Regions from separate parts of the Homo sapiens genome. Here region 2 is linked to region 1. A link is a loop called in an ENCODE intact Hi-C map of the cell type or tissue named here. Cell type or tissue: CD14-positive monocyte. All regions are shown on one strand. Links, peaks and the distances in the headings refer to the core of each region. The heading gives the core; the rest is flanking DNA.

Evidence for each region. A loop is a pair of places that touch in the nucleus more often than their neighbours do. Peaks named below come from ENCODE experiments on the same cell type or tissue, not always from the same donor. Only the 100,000 strongest peaks of a DNase experiment are listed, where the experiment ranks them.
Region 2: it touches region 1 in a loop (7-fold over the local background); 78 of 110 quality-filtered maps call a loop at or near these places.

Annotation. Positions count from the first base shown.
Region 1 is chr19:47,387,914-47,396,291 of GRCh38, forward strand. No RefSeq gene overlaps it. Among named protein-coding and RNA genes, the nearest start is that of MEIS3, 27 kb to the right of the region's middle. RefSeq lists enhancers at 4,395-5,041, 5,042-5,689. In CD14-positive monocyte, for the core only: CTCF peaks have their summits at 3,693 (motif pointing left) and 3,895; DNase peaks (open chromatin) are centred at 1,008, 1,428, 2,148 and 3,698; H3K4me3 peaks cover 549 bases; H3K27ac peaks cover 3,391 bases; H3K27me3 peaks cover 267 bases.
Region 2 is chr19:47,279,991-47,288,239 of GRCh38, forward strand. No RefSeq gene overlaps it. Among named protein-coding and RNA genes, the nearest start is that of INAFM1, 9.2 kb to the left of the region's middle. In CD14-positive monocyte, for the core only: CTCF peaks have their summits at 424 (motif pointing right) and 4,492 (motif pointing right); DNase peaks (open chromatin) are centred at 421 and 4,501.

The DNA of each region.
Region 1 (8,378 bases), core at 229-8,228:
GTAGCTGGGACTACAGGCAGGTGCCACCACACCCAACTAATTTTTGTATTTTTTGTAGAGATGGCATCTGGCCATGTTGCCCAGGCTGGTCTCGAACTGGGCTTAAGCAATCCTCCCACGTTGGCCTTCCAAAGTGCTGGGATTACAGGTGTGAGTTGCTGCTCCTGGACAAGAGAAGTTTTGTATTTTGATGGAATTTCAAATTATCATTTTCTTTTGTCATTTCTACTTTTTCTGTTCTACCTAACAAATCTTTGCCTACCCTCAAGATCATGAAGTTTTTTCTTATGTTTTCTTCTAGTTTAATAGTTTTAGATTTTTAATATAAACCGTTAGGTCTGTGGTCCATTTCCAGTTAGGCATTGTGTATGATGTGAGTTAACGCTCATGGCTCATTTTTCTGCATATGGATGTCTAATGGTTCCAGAACCATTTTTTGAAAAAAGTATTCATTTCCCCATTGAATTAATTTAATACCTTTACTGAAAATCAGTAGACTAGGCTGGGCGCAGTGGCTCACGCCAGTAATCCCAGCACTTTGGGAGGCTGAAGCGGGCAGATCACTTGAGGTCAGGAGTTCAAGACCAGCCTGGCCAACATGGTGAAACCCTGTCTGTATGAAAAATCCAAAAATTAGCTGGGTGTGGTGGCATGCGCCTGTAGTCCCAGCTACTTGGGAGGCTGAGGCGGGAGGATCGCTTGAACCTGGGAGCAGAGGTTACAGTGAGCTGAGATCGCACCATTGCACTCCAGCCTGGGCGACAGAGCGAAACTCCGTCTCAGAGTAAATAAATAAGCAAAAATTAGCCTGGCATGGTGGTGGGCACCTGTAATCCCAGCTACTCAGGAGGCTGAGGCAGGAGAATCACTTGAACTTGGGAGGCAGAGGTTGCAGTGAGCTGAGCCGAGATCACGCCACTGCCCTCCAGCCTGGGCAACACAGTGAGACTCTGTCTCAAAAAAAAAAAGAGACAGATTCTCGCTTTCGCTTTGTCATCTGGGGTGGAGTGCAATAGAGCAATGGCTCAATCTCAGCTCACTGCAACCTCCACTTCCTGGATTCAAGTGATTCTCATGCTGCAGCCTCCAAAGTAGCTGGAATTACAGGCAAGCACCACCACGCCCAGCTAATTTTTTATTTTTATTATTTTTTATTTTTTTATTTTTTGTAGGGACAGGTTTTCACTCTGTTGGCCAGGCTGGTCTCAAACTCCTGGCTTCAAGTGATCTGCCTGCCTCAGCCTCCCAAAGTGTTGGGATTACAGGCGTGAGCTACCGCGCCTGGTCGGTTCTTCTTTAATTTAGCAATATTTCATAATTTTCAGAATACAGATCTTGCACAAACATAGTGCAGGCGCCCAGGCCACAGTTTCCCCTCACCAGGGGCCAACCATTGCTGAATCACAGAGAGCCCTGTGGGCCGGGAGTAGGCAAGGAGAATGTTGTCATCCTCATTTTGTATGGCTGCTTTATCATTTGTAAAAGGAAGTTAAGGATCGTTCCCACCTCACAAGTTGTTGTTGAGAGTTGATGCATTAGTCCACGTGCTTAGAGCAGGGATTGGCACATAAACGGTTCTCAGCAAACATCAGCTACAGTGATCACTAAGGCAACAGGAAAAGTAACCAACATTTGACTGTCACTCTTCTTCTGTGACATCAGAGACAAATAGGGCTACTTCCCAAGTCAGCAATATGGGTATAGGTTTTCTCTCTTACCTGCTGCACCCAATGAGTCCGTAGGCCCTGTCCTTCCTCCCTCCATCTTCTGCTGTGTGTGTGTGCGCACGTGTGTTTGAGACAGAGTCTTTTACTGTCACCCAGGATGGAGTGCAGTAGTGCAATCTCGGCTCACTGCAACCTCCGCCTCCCAGATTCAAACAATTCTTGTGCCTCAGCCTCCCAAGTAGCTGAGACTACAGGCATGCACCACCACGCCTGGCTAAACTTTTTGTATTTTTAGTAGAGGTGGGGTTTCACTATGTTGGCCAGGCTGGTCTTGAATTCCTGGGCTCAAGCGATCCTCCCACCTCTGCCTCCCAAAGTGCTGGGATTACAGGCGTGAGCCACTGCACCCAGCCATGTTTTGCTGTTTACCCCCTGCCAGTTGCTGTAGCAGCCACACACTGACCATCCCTGGAAGGTGACACATGCTCATTTTGGTGACACCCTCATCTCCAAAATGCCTGGCTCTGTTTCCCAATATCCTTTCTCTCTTTTTTTTTTTTAGATGGAGTCTTGCTCTGTCATGCAGGCTGGAGTGCAGTGGCACCATCTCAGCTCACTGCAGGCTCTGCCTCCTGGGTTCAAATGATTGTCCTGCCTCAGCCTCCTGAGTAGCTGGGATTATAAATGCCCGCCACCACGCCTGGCTAATTTTTGTATTTTTAGTAGAGACAGGGATTCACCATGTTGGCCAGGCTGGTCTCGAACTCCTGACCTCAAGTGATCCTCCCACCTCGGCCTCCCAAAGTACTGGGATTACAGGCATGAGCCACCATGCTGGGCCCCAATATCCTTTATGCACCTTCCTGCAGTCCCTGGATGAGCCCCTCCCTCCCTGTGCTCCTCCCCTCCTCGCCACCCTCTCGCCTCCACTCTGCCTCCCTGTGTACCAAAACCCCACAGACTGGATGACTTGAAACAACAGATCTCTCACATTCTTGGGGGCCAGAAATTGGAAGTCAAGGTGTTGGCTGGGCTGAGCTCCCTCGGGAACCTGCCAGGAGTCTTCCCTGCCTCTCTCTAGCTTCTGTCACACTGCCGGCAGTCCCCTTTTATAGAAGGGCATGTGTCATATTGGACCAGAGCCCACCCTATGACCTCATCTGAAAAGACCCTTTTTCCAAATAAGGTCACATGCACAGGCGCTGGGAAGAGGAATTAGCATACCCTCTGGCGGGACACAATTCAACCCATCCTACCCCGTCTAATCCACTGGAGGGATAAAGCGCTAGCCCGACTCTGTCCCTTCTCTGCTCAGAGTTCTTCCAGGACAATGAAATATCATTCAGCAATGAAAAGGAATGACAGGCTGGGCGTGGTGACTCACGCCTTTAATCCTAGCTCTTTGGGAGGCTGAGGCTTAAGCCCAGGAGATCGAGACCAGCCTGGACAACATAGTGAGACCCCATCTCTACAAAAGATACAAAAAATAGCTGGGCGTGGTGGTATATGCCTGTAGTCCTAGCTATTTGAGAGGCTGAGGTGGGAAGATCGCTTGAGCCTGGGTGATCCAGGTTGCAGTGAGCCGAGATCACACCACTGCACTCAGCCTGGGCAACGGAGCGAGACCCTGTCTCTAAAAAAGAAACAAAACAAAAAATACACACAAAAAAATGGAATGACTGACAGACACTACAGCAGTGCTGCAGCTGGAAGACATGCTACTGAAAGAAGCCAGTCACAAAGGGCAGTGTAGCGTGATTCCACTTACGTGAAATGTCCAGAATAGGCAAACCCATGGAGACAGAAAGGGGATTAGTGGTTGCCGAGGACTGGGGGCCGGCGATCACTGTTAGGAGGTTCAGAGTTTCTTTTGGGGATGTTGAAAATATTCTAGAATTGATTGTGGTGACAGGTGCACAACCCTATAAATACACTAAAAGCCATTGAACTGTACGCTTTAAATGGGTGAATTTTATGTATGAATCAGGTCTCAATGAAGCTGTTAACAAAAAGAACTCTATGGCTCTCCAGCGCCCCCTGGAGGGATGCAGGATCATTGCCTTCCCTCAAGGTTCCACCAGGCCGGCCTCCCTTCCGCGGCTCCCTCTATCCTGTCAGGGCCTGTGCACCTCCGCCTTCCCCATCTCCTGAGCTTCTCCCCTCCACCCACATCACGCCTCATCATCCTTCAGGTCTTAGCTCCCACCTTCCTCCTCCCGGAAGCCGACCCTGACGCCCAGCATGTCCCCTCTGATGGGGCCTTTGTTCTGCAGAGGGAGGGGAGGGGCTGGTGTTAGGGGTGGATTCCTGGAATTCTTTTTAAAAATGTATTATCTTTAGAGATAGAGTCTCATTCTGTTGCCCAGGCTGGAGTGCAGTGGCACAATCACAGCTCACTGCAGCCTCGACCTCCTGGGCTCAAGTGATCCTCCTGCCTCAGCCTCCCGAGTAGCTGGGACCACAGGCCTGCACCACCACATCTGGCTAATTGTTTAAACTTTTTGTAGAGACAGGTCTCACTATGTTGCCCAGGCTAGTCTCGAACTCCTGGCCTTAAGAGATTCTCCCACCTGGGCCTCCCAATGTGTTGGGATTACTGGCATGAACCACCGCCCGGCCAAGTCATAGCACTCTGGTGGCTGCTCTGACTCTGCTGTCCAAGCGGTAACCACCCACCTTGCCTTTGGTCATTAAGTTCTGTCACTTGGTCCCTGCCACCCTGAGATCCAATTATCCCCATTGGAGTCAGGCTTTCCGATTCTTGCTCTGTCCACCCAGGCTGGAGTGCAGTGGCGTAATCTCAGCTCACTGCAACCTCCGCCTCCCAGGTTCAAGCAATTCTCCTGCCTCAGCCTCCTGAGTAGCCAGGGATTACAGGCACCCGCCACCACACCCAGCTAATTGTTTTGTATTTTTAGTAGAGATGGGGTTTCATCTTGTTGGCCAGGCTGGTCTCGAACCCCTGACCTCAGTGATCCGCCTGCCTTGGCCTCCCAAAGTGCAGAGATTACAGGCGAGAGCCACCGTGCCCACCATAATTTTTGTATTTGTAAAGAGCCAGGATTTCACCATGTTGGCCAGGCTGGTCTTGAACTCCTGATTTCAGGTGATCCACCCACTTCGGCCTCCCAAACTCCCACTGTAAGTTCTGACCTAGGAGGAGCGCGATCGCAACACAACAATGCCGTGGACACAGACACGGTTGATAGAGACCAGCTTGTCACACAATCCCAACCCTAGTTCAGTCTTGTCAGGCCTCTGAGCCCAAGTCAAGCCATCACATCCCCTGTGACTTGCACGTATACGCCCAGGTGGCCTGAAGTAACTGAAGAATCACACAACAAGTGAATATGCCCTGCCCCACCTTAACTGATGACATTCCACCACAAAAGAATTGAAAATAGCTTGTTCCTGCCTTAACTGATGACACTATCTTGTGAAATTCCTTCTCCTGGCTCATCCTGGCTCAAAAGCTCCCCTACTGAGCACCTTGTGACCCCCCACTCCTGCCCGCCAGAGAACAACCCCCCTTTTTCCTTTACCTACCCAAATCCTATAAAACGGCCCCACCCTTATCTCCCTTCACTGACTCTCTTTTCCGACTCAGCCCTCCTGCACCCAGGTGAAATAAACATCTTTATTGCTCACACAAAGCCTGTTTGGTGGTCTCTTCACATGGACGCGCATAAAATTTGGTACCATGACTCGGATCAGGGGACCTCCCTTGGGAGATCAATCCCCTGTCTTCCTGCTCTTTGCTCCGTGAGAAAAGATCCACCTGTGACCTCAGGTCCTCAGACCCACCAGCCCAAGAAACATTTCACCAATTTCAAATCCGGTAAGCGGCCTCTTTTTACTCTCTTCTCCAACCTCCCTCACTATCCCTCAACCTCTTTCTCCTTTCAATCTTGGCACCACACTTCAATCTCTCCCTTCTCTTAATTTCAATTCCTTTCATTTTCTGGTAGAGACAAAGGAGACACGTTTTATCTGTGGACCCAAAACTCCGGTGCCGGTCACGGACTGGGAAGGCAGCCTTCCCTTGGTGTTTAATCATTGCAGGGACACCTCTCTGATTATTCACCCAGGTTTCAGAGGTGTCAGACCGCGCAGGGATGCCTGCCTTGGTCTTTCACCCTTAGCGGCAAGTCCCGCTTTTCTGGGGGAGGGGCAAGTACCCCAACCCCTTCTGTGTCTCTACCCCTTCTCCACCTTTTCTAGGGGGCAAGAACCCCCAATCCCTTATTTCCACATCCCGACCCCTTTCCCACTTTTCTGGAGGGTAAGAACCCCCGAACCCCTTCCCTCCGTGTCTCTATGCTCTCTTTTCTCTGGGCTTGCCTCCTTCACTATGGGCAACCTTCCACCCTCCATTCCTCCTTCTTCTCCCTTAGCCTGTGTTCTCAAGAACTTAAAACCTCTTCAACTCACACCTGACCTAAAACCTAAACCCCTTGTTTTCTTCTGCAACACCGCTTGGCCCCAATACAAACTGGGCAATGGCTCTAAATGGCCAGAAAACAGCACTTTCGATTTCTCCATCCTACAAGACCTAAATATTTTTTGTCAAAAAATGGGCAAATGGTCTGAGGTGCCTGACGTCCAGGTATTCTTTTACACATCGGTCCCTTTCTAGTCTCTGTTCCCAATGCAACTCGTCCCAAATCCTCCTTCTTTCCCTCCCGCCTGTCCCCTCAGTCCCAACCCCAAGCGTCGCTGAGTCTTTCCAGTCTTCCTTTTCTACAGACCCATCTGACCTCTCCCCTCCTCGCCAGGCCGAGCTAAGTCCCAATTCTTCCTCAGCCTCCGCTCCTCCACCCGATAATCCTTCTGTCGTCCTCACACCCAGGGTGTCCTCACACCCTGTCCAGCTTACAGTTTAGTTCCACGACTAGCTCTTCCCCACCTGCCCAACAATTTCCTCTTAGAGAGGTGGCTGGAGCTGAAGGCACAGTCAGGGTACATGTACGTTTTTCTCTATCAGACCTCTCTCAGGTGAGTCAGCGTTTAGGCTCTTTCTCATCAGACCCCACTAAACATATACAGGAATTCCGATATCTAACTCTGTCCTACAACTTAACCTGGAGTGACTTAATATCATCCTGACTTCTGCCCTCTCCCCAGATGAGTGGGAAAGAGTTTTTCTCTAGCCCAATCTCACGCTGATAACCGCCGGCTTCATGAGCCAGACCTCCAGGAAGGCAGTAGAGCAGTTCCCCGAGAGGGTCCCCAATGGAACTATCAGGCAAATTCCCCAGGTATAGCTAGGTGAGATTACATGGTTTCCTACCTAGTTGAAGGGCTTAAAAAGGCAGCTTACAAAGCTGTTAATTATGACAAACTTAAAGAAACTACCCAAGGTAAAGAGGAAAACCCAGCCCAGTTCGTGGCCCACTTAGCAGCAACACTTAGACGCTATACCGCCCTAGACCCAGAAGGGCCAGAAGGCCGCCTTATTCTTAATATGCATTTTATCACTCAGTCCACTCCTGACATTAGGAAAAAACTTCAAAAATTAGAATCTGGCCCTCAAACCCCACAACAGGAATTAAGCAACCTCGCCTTCAAGGTGTACAATAATAGAGAGGAAGCAGCCAGATGGCAACGCATTTCTGAGTTACAATTACTTGTCTCTGCTGTGAGACAAAACCCAGCCATACCTCCAGCTACAAGAACTTCAAAATGCCTAAGCAGCAGCAGTCAAGCATTCCTACAAGACTTCCTCCATCAGGATCTTGCTTCAAGTGCCAGAAATCTGGCCACTGGGCCAAGGAATGCCCACAGCCCAGGATTCCTTCCAAGCCATGTCCCATCTGTGCAGGGACCCACTGGAAGGCAGACTGCCCAGCTCACCCAGGAGCCACTCCTAGAGCCCCTAAAGCTCTGGCCCAAGGCTCTCTGACTGCTTCCCAGATCTTCTCGGCTTAGCGGCTGAAGACTGATGCTGCCCGATCGCCTCGGAAGCCCCCTAGACCATCACAGACGCCAAGCTTCATGCAACTCTCACAGTGGAAGGTAAGTCCGTCCCCTTCTTAATCAATATGGAGGCCACCCACTCCACATTACCTTATTTTCAAGGGCCTGTTTCCCTGCCACCATAACTGTTGTGGGTATTGACAGCCAGGCTTCTAAACCTTTTAAAACTCCCCAACTCTGGTGCCAACTTAGACGATACTCTTTAAAGCACTCCTTTTAGTTATCCCCACCTGCCCAGTTCCCTTATTAGGCCGAGATATTTTAACCAAATTATCTGCTTCCCTGACTGTTCCTGGACTACAGCTGCATCTCATTGCCGCCCTTCTTCCCAACCCAAAGCCTCCTTCGCGTCTTCCTCTTGTGTCCCACCTTAACCCACAAGTATAAGATACCTCTACTCCTTCCCTGGCAACCGATCACATGCCCATCACCATCCCATTAAAACCTAATCACCCTTACCCCGCTCAACGCCAATATCCCATCCCACAGCACGCTTTAAAAGGATTAAAACTTGTTATCACTCTCCTGCTACAGCATGGCCTTTTAAAGCCTACAAACTCCCCTTACAATTCCCCCATTTCACCTGTCCTAAAACCAGACAAGCCTTACAGGTTAGTTCAGGATCTGTGCCTTATCAACCAAATTGTTTTGCCTATCCACCCCATGGTGCCAAACCCATATACTCTCCTATCCTCAATACCTCCCTCCTCAACCCATTATTCTGTTCTGGATCTC
Region 2 (8,249 bases), core at 237-8,236, 110 kb before region 1:
GAATGCAATTTTTTTTTTTTTTTTGAGACAGTCTTACTCTGTCACCTAGGCTGGAGTGCAGTGGCGCGATCTCGGCTCACTGCAACCTTCATCTCCCTGGTTCAAGTGATTCTCTCGAGTCTCAGCCTCCTGAGTAGTTGGGATTTCAGGCACGTGCCACCACACCCAGGTAATTTTTGTATTTTTAGTAGAGACAGGGTTTCGCCATGTTGCTAAAGCTGGTCTCAAACTCCTAACCTCAAGTGATCCACCCGCCTCAGCCTCCCAGAGTGCGGGGATTGCAGGCGTGAGCCACTGTGCCCGGCCACAATGTGCACTTTGGATGAGGTGGGAGCCATGGGAGGCTTCTGAGGTGAGGAGGGTGTGCGCTGATTCAGATCTCAAGACCTTCTGACTGCGATGTGGAGAATGGACTGCAGGGGGCGATGGTGGAAGCCAGGAGCCCAATGAGGACACCACCGCCCTGGTTCAGGTGAGAGACCATGGTGGCTGTGCTAGAGTGTTGGCTGGGGAGGAGGGGAGAAGTGGTCAAAAATCCGTGTGTGGGCTGGGTGCAGAGGCTCACACCTGCGATCACCTCCCAGCACCCTGGGAGGCCAAGGCAGGAATATCACTTGGGCCCAGGCGTTCAAGCCCAACCTGGGCAACATAGTGAGACCCCGTCTCTACAAAATAAAAATAAACTTTTTTTTTTAAAATGAAAAAAGTAAAAGCAAGGCATGGTGGCTCATACCTGCAATCCCAGCATTTTGGGAGGCTGAGGCTGGAGAAATGTTTGAGCTCAGGAGTTCAAGACTAGCCTGGGCAACATAGCGAGACCCCATCTGTACACTAAATAAAAAATCAGCCAGGCGTGATGGCTTGTGCCTGTAGTCCCAGCTATTCTGGAGGCTGAGGCAGGAGGATTGCTTGAGTTAAGGAGTTGAGGCTGCAGTGAGCTGTGATTGTATCACTGCACTCCAGTCTGGGTGACAGAGTGAGACCTTGTCTCAAAAAAAAAAAAGTGTGTGTGTTGTGTGTGTATACTGATAAAAATACACATAGCATAAAGGTTACCATTTTAATCATCTTACCATCTTTTTTTTTTTTTTTGAGACAGAGTCTTGCTCTGCCACCCAGGCTGGAGTGCAGTGGGGCGATCTCTGCTCACTGCAACCTCCACCTCCCAGGTTCAAGTGATTCTCCTGCCTCAGCCTCCTAAGTAGCTGGGATTACAGGTATGTGCCACCATGCCCGGTTAATTTTTGTATTTTTAGTAGAGACGAGGCTTCACCATATTGGCCAGGCTGGTCTCAAACTCCTGACCTCAGGTGATCCACTGCCTCGGCCTCCCAAAGTGCTGGGATTACAGGCATGAGCCACTGTGCCTGGCCCATTTTAACTGCTTTAAAGTGCACAGTTTCGTGGCACTAAGTACATTTACAGTGTTGTGCAACCATCACCACCATTCATCTTTAAAATGTTTTCGTCTTCCCAAAATGAAACCCCGTACCCATTAAACACCATCTCCCCATTCCCCCTCCCCTCAGCCCCTGGCGAGCACTCATCTACTTTCTGTCTATATAAATATGCCTGTTCTGGACATTTTATATAAAAGCAATCATAACATACAGGGCCTTTTGTGTCTGGCTTATTTCACTTGAGTCATGTTTTCTTTTCTTTTTTTTTTTTTTGAGATGGAGTCTCGCTCTGTCGCCCAGGCTGGAGTGCAGTGGCGCAATCTCGGCTCACTGTAAGCTCTGCCTCCCGGGTTGATGCCATTCTCCTGCCTCAGCCTCCTGAGTAGCTGGGCCTACAGGTGCTGGCGACCACGCCCGGCTAATTTTTTGTGTTTTTAGTAGAAACGAGGTTTCACTGTGTTAGCCAGGATGGTCTTGATCTCCTGACCTGGTGATCCGCCCGCCTTGGCCTCCCAAAGTGTTGGGATTACAGGCGTGAGCCACCGCACCACCGCACCCGGCCGCAGCGTCCTGTTGTCAAGGCTTTTCTGGGTGAAAGCAAGTATCAGTGCTTCATTCCTTGTTTTTTTTTTTCTTTTTTCTTTTTTGAGACGGAGTGTTGCTCTGTCACCAGGCTGGAGTGCAGTGGTGCAATCTCGGCTTACTGCAACCTCTGCCTCCCAGGTTCAAGTGATTCTTCTGCCTCAGCTTCCCTAGTAGCTGAGACTACAGGCGCATGCCACCACGCCCAGCTAGTTTTTTTGTGTGTTTTTAGTAGAGACGGGGTTTCACCATGTTAGCCAGGCTGGTCTCAATCTCTTGACCTCAAGATCCACCTGCCTCGGCCTCCCAAAGTGCTGGGATTACAGGGGTGAGCCACCGTGCCCGCCTGCTTCATTCCTTTTTATGGCTAAATAACATTCCATTGGCCGGGCGCAGTGGCTCATGCCTGTAATTCCAGCACTTTGGGAGGCCGAGGTGCGTGGATCACCTGAGGTCAGAAGTTCAAGACCAGCCTGGCCAACATGGTGAAACCCAGTATCTACTAAAAACACAAAAATTAGCCAGGTGTAATGGTGCACACCTGTAATCCCAGCTATTCAGGAAGCTGAGACAGGAGAATTGCTTGAACCAGGAGGTGTAGGTTGCAGTGAGCTGAGATCGCACCACTGCACTCCAGCCTGGGCGACAGAGTGAGACTCTGTCTCCAAAAAAAATTTCCATTGTATGGATAGGCCACATTTTGCACATTTTGTTTATCCGTTCATTTGTTGATAGACAGTTGGGTTGCTTCCACCTTCTGGCTATTGTGAATAGTGCTGCTGTGAGCATGCATGTACAATATTTTGTTTGAACTTTTTTTTGGGCAGAGTCTCGCTCTGTTGCCCAGGCTGGAGTTCAGTGATGCAGTCATAGCTCACTGCAGCCTCCAACTCCTGGGCTCAAACAGTCCTCCTGCCTCAGCCTCCTGAGGAGCTGGGACTACAGGTGTGCGCCACCATGCCTGGCTAAATTTTTATTTTTTTGTAGAGACAGGATCTCCCTATGTTGTCCAGGCTGGTTTTGAATTCCAGGGCTCAAGTGATCCTCCTGTCTTGGCCTCCCAAAGTGTAAGAGATTACAGGCATGAGCTACCATGCCCCGCCTGATAATCTGTGTTTCATTTATGGAGGAACTACCAAACAAAATCTGTATATATATATATATTTTTTGGGACGGAGTTTGGCTCTTGTTGCCCAGGCTGGAGTGCAATGGTGCGATCTGGGCTCACTGCAACCTCCGCCTCCCAGGTTCAAGCGATTCTCCTGCCTCAGCCTCCCGAGTAGCCGGGATTACAGGCACGCACCACCACGCCTGGCTAATTTTTATTTTTAGTAGAGACAGGGTTTCACCATGTTGGCCAGGCTGGTCTCGAACTCCTGACCTCAGGTGATCCACCCGCCTCGGCCTCCCAAAGTGCTGGGATTACAGGCGTGAGCCACCACGTCCACTATGCCCAGCCCTGAATATTCACATTTTTTGCTGCAAAAATATTACCACGTCTGATGGGAGAGAAGGGGGCGCCTGCATCAGGCCTCTGAGAGTGTTACATAATGCATGGTATTCACTCAAAATTGCCTTTCTAAAATTGGAACAATTCTGAGTTCTGCAACTCATCTGTCCCCAAGGACTCCTGCTAAGGGCTTGCGGACCTGTAATTTGGCCCACTGCCAAACCTAGATTCATCTTAATTATTTGCTCAACATTTATTTAATGGCTCAGGGAAAAAACTAACTTTCTGGTAATTTTTTAAAAGTAGAGAATGACGTTCATTTAGTAAGTTCCCATTGTCAATGACATGCTATTTTTAGTGTTGTGTGGTTAGGCGAATGCGTGTTTGTGTTTGTGACGGCCTGGATGAGTGTGTCTGTGCATGAGGGTGTGGTTTTTGTGTGACTGAGTGTGTATATGTGAGTGTGAGTATGTAAGTGTGAATGTGTGTATTTGACTGTTTCAGTGTGCATCTGTGTGATTGGGTGTATAAAAGTGTGTTTGCTCCTCTAATCGCAGCACTTTGGGAAGCCGAGGTGAGAGGATTGCTTCAGCTCAAGTTCAAGACCAGTCTGGGCAATATAGCAAGACCAAGTTTCTACAAAACATTAAAAGATTAGCAGATTAGCGGGGTGCGGTGGCGTGCACCTGTGGTCCCAGCTACTTGGGAGGCTGAGGCAGGAGGCTCTCTTGAGCCTAGGAGGTCAAGGCTGCAGTGAACTGTAATTGCACCGCTGCAATCCAGCCTGGGTGGTGACAGCGAGGACCTGTGTCAAAAAAGTATGCGTGCATGTCTAGTTGAGTCTGTGTGTGATTGTACATTGAGTGTGACTGTGGGTCTGTGTGTGTGTGTGTGCATGTGTGAGAACGTGTATGAGAAGAGGCATGGTGCAGGGTTTAAGGTTTATATACTGAAAGAAAGTTCTCATTTCAGGCGACATCTGTGCCCTCTGCTATTAGAATTTCAGCGGACTCCACAAAATCAGCAAAGAAATAGTGTGCTGTCAATCAATACCCTTTTTGTCCACTAGAGGTCGCCTGTCTACTTTGAGCAGAGGAAACTAATCTATATTTTTACATTTAGTTGCTGGGAGTTTGCAGACACTTCCAGAGATGTGGGAGGTAGGAGTGTGGGGATGAGAGGTGGAGACGTGTGTGTGTGTGTGTGTGTGTGTGTGTGCGCGTGTGTGTAGTTTAGCTATTGCCTTTACTCACCTCAGCTGTACATAGAGCAGCGATCCTCAAACTTACTAGTCTCAAGACTCTTTCATTCTTTCTTTTTTAGACAGGGTCTTGCCCTGTTGCCCAGGCTGGAGTGCAGTGGCCTGCTCATGGCTCACTGCAGCCTTGAACTCCTGGGCTCAAGCGATCCTCCCATTTCAGCCTCCCAAGTAGCTGGGACCACAGGCATGCACCACTATGTCTAGCTAATTTTTAAAATATTTAGAAGAGATGGGGGGTCTTGCTATGTTGCCAGGCTGGTCTTGAACTCCTAGACTGAAGCCATCCACCTGTATCGGCCTCCCAAAGTGCTGGGATTGCAGGTGTGAGCCACCACACCTGGGTGAGATGAATACTATTATAAAAGAGCAAGTTCAGCCCCCTTTTGCCTCTTTGCCTTTCTGCTCTCTGCTATGTAAAGATAAAGCATTCCTGCTCTGTGGAGCAGGAATTCAAGGAGGTATCTTGGCTTCAGAATCACCCAACCTGCCAGTACCTTGACATTGGACTTCCCAGCCTCTAGAACCATGAGCTAATAAATTTCTCTTTATAAATTCAAGGAGGTATCTTGGCTTCAGAATCACCCAACCTGCCAGTACCTTGACATTGGACTTCCCAGCCTCTAGAACCATGAGCTAATAAATTTCTCTTTATAAATTACCCAGGCTGTGGTGTTATTTTATTTTTTATTTTTATTTATTTATTTATTTATTTTTGAGACAGAGTCTCACTCTTGTTGCCCAGGCTGGAGTGCAGTGGCGCAATCTCAGCTCATTGCAGCCTGAGCCTCCCGGGTTCAAGCGATTCTCCTGCCTCAGCCTCCCGAGAAGCTGGGATTGTAGGCACCCGCCACCATGCCTGGCTAATTTTTGTTTGTATTTTTAGTAGGTACGGGGTTTCACCATGTTGGCCAGGCTGGTCTCAAACTCCTGACCTTAGGTGATCCACCTGCCTTGGCTTCCCAGTTTCCCAAAGTGTTGGGATTACAGGTGTGAGCCACTGCACCCAGCCTGTAGTATTTTTTTGGGGGGATGAAGTTTTGCTCTTGTCACCCAGGCTGGAATGCAATGGCATGATTTCGGCTCACTGCAACCTCCGTCTCCTGGGTTCAAATGATTCTCCTGCCTCAGCCTCCCTAGTAGTTGAGATTAGAGGTGCCCGCCACCACGTCCGGCTAATTTTTATATTTTTAGTAGAGACAGGGTTTCATCATGTTGGCCAGGCTGGTCTCGAACTCCTGACTTTACGTGATCCACCCGCCTCAGCCTCCCACAGTGCTTGGATTACAGTTGTGAGCCACTGCGCCCGGCCTGTGGTATTATTTTATAGCAGCGCTGAATGGATGGAGACAGTGGTTGGTCCTAATCCTCAATGTGATGATATTGGGAGGTGTGGCCTTTTGGAATTAGTGCCTTTTTTTGTTGTTTTTTGTTTTTTGAGTCTATCGCCGAGGCTGGAGTGCAGTGGCACGATCTCCGCTAACTGCAGCCTCCACCTCCCGGGTTCAAGCAATTCTCATGAAACCCCGTCTCTACTAAAAATACAAAAAAAAAAAAAATTAGCCAGGCTTGGTGGTGGGCACCTGTAATCCCAGCCACTTGGGAGGCTGAGGTAGGATAATCACTTGAACCTGGGAGGAGGAGTTTGCAGTGAGCTGAGATCACGTCACTGCACTCCAGCCTGGGCCGTAGAGCTAAACTCAGTCTAAAAACAAACAAACAAACAACACCAAATGTACCCATGAAGTGAGTTTAACAGGCAAATAAGTTTCCTTGGGAGACTGAGGTCCCTTAAAGGGGGGACAGCAATATGTGACAAGTGTGTCCCTATTCTAAAGAGGACTGTTAAATCATCTGGAGGCCAGGCGAGGTGGCTCATGCCTGTAATTTCAGCACTTTGGGAGGCCGAGGTGGGTGGATCACTTGAGGTCAGGAGTTTGAGACCAGCCTGGCCAACATGGTGAAACCCTGTCTTTACTAAAAATACAAAAATTAGCTGGGCGTGGTGACAGGTGTCTGTAATCTCAGCTACTCAGGAGTCTGAGGCAGGACAATTGCTTGAACCTAGAAGGCAGAGGTTGCAGTGAGCTGAGATTTTGCCACTGTACTCCATCATGGGTGACAGAGTGAGACTGTGTCTTTAAAAAATAATGAAAAAGCTGGGCGCGGTGGCTCACTCGTGTAATCCCAGCACTTTGGGAGGCCGAGGTGGGCATGTCAAGAGGTCAGGAGTTTAAGACCAGCCTGGCCAACATGGCAAAACCCCGTTTCTACTAAAAATACTTAAATTAGCTGAGCATGGTGGCGGGCACCTGTAATCCCAGCTACTCCGGAGGCTGAGGCAGGGGAATTGCTTGAACCTGGGAGGCAGATGTTGCAGTGAGCCGAGATAACGCCATTGCACCCCAGCCTGGGTAGCAAAAGCAAAACTCCATCTCAAAAAAAAAAAAAAAAAGATAAAATAAATAATCTGGATATGACTTCCTCAAAGCTCTGGCCTTAAAATATTTTTTGACCTTTAGCCAACTTCTCAAATATATATATGTGTATATATATATACACACACACACACACACGCACACACATATATATACACACACACATATACATATATATATAAATTTATATAGCCAGCCTATATAAATATTATCAAGATTTCTTTGGGCTGCATGTTGTGGCTCATGCCTGTAATCCCAGCACTTTGGGAGGTGGAAGTGGGAGGATGGCTTGAGCCTAGGAGTTTGAGACCAGTGTGGCCAACATAGTAAGACCCCATGTCTACTTCTTTTAACAAAATATAAATTTTGTTAATAAAGAATATTTCTGGCCAGGTGTGGTGGCTCATGCCTGTAATCCCAGCACTTTGGGAGGCTGAGGTGGGCATATCACCTGAGGTCAGGAGTTCGAGACCAGCCTGGCCAACATGGCGAAACCCCGTCTCTACTAAAAATACAAAAATTACCTGGGCGTGGTGGCAGGCGCCTGTAATCCCAGCTCCTTGGGAGGCTGAGGTAGGAGAATCAGTTGAACCTGGGAGGCAGAGGTTGCAGTGGGCTGAGATCGCACCACTGCACTCCAGCCTGGGAAACAGAGTGAGACTCCATCTCAAAAAAAAAAAAAAAAAAAAATTTGTTTGGGAAGGGTTGTAGGAATGCTGCCCATGATGATGATGAGATAGGTGCTTCTCCCCATCTCAAGCCAAGTGAGAGAAAGTTCTAGAAAACCCGGCATGTTTTCCCTGGAGTTTGGAGGACATGATGACACCGTTGTAGAGCTCCAGTAATTTTTTTTTTTTTTTTTTTTTTTAATGAAGTCTCACCCTGTCGCCCAGGCTGGAGTGCAATGGCATGATTTTGGCTCACTGCAACCTCTGCCTCCCGGGTTCAAGCACTTCTTCTGCCTCAGCCTCCCGAGTAGCTGGGATTACAGTTGCCTGCCACCACGCCTAGCTAATTTTTTGTATTTTTAGTAGAGATGGGGTTTCTCCATGTTGGTCAGGCAGGCCTGGAATTCCCGACCTCAGGTAATCCGCCCACCTGGGCCTCCCAAAGTGCTGGGA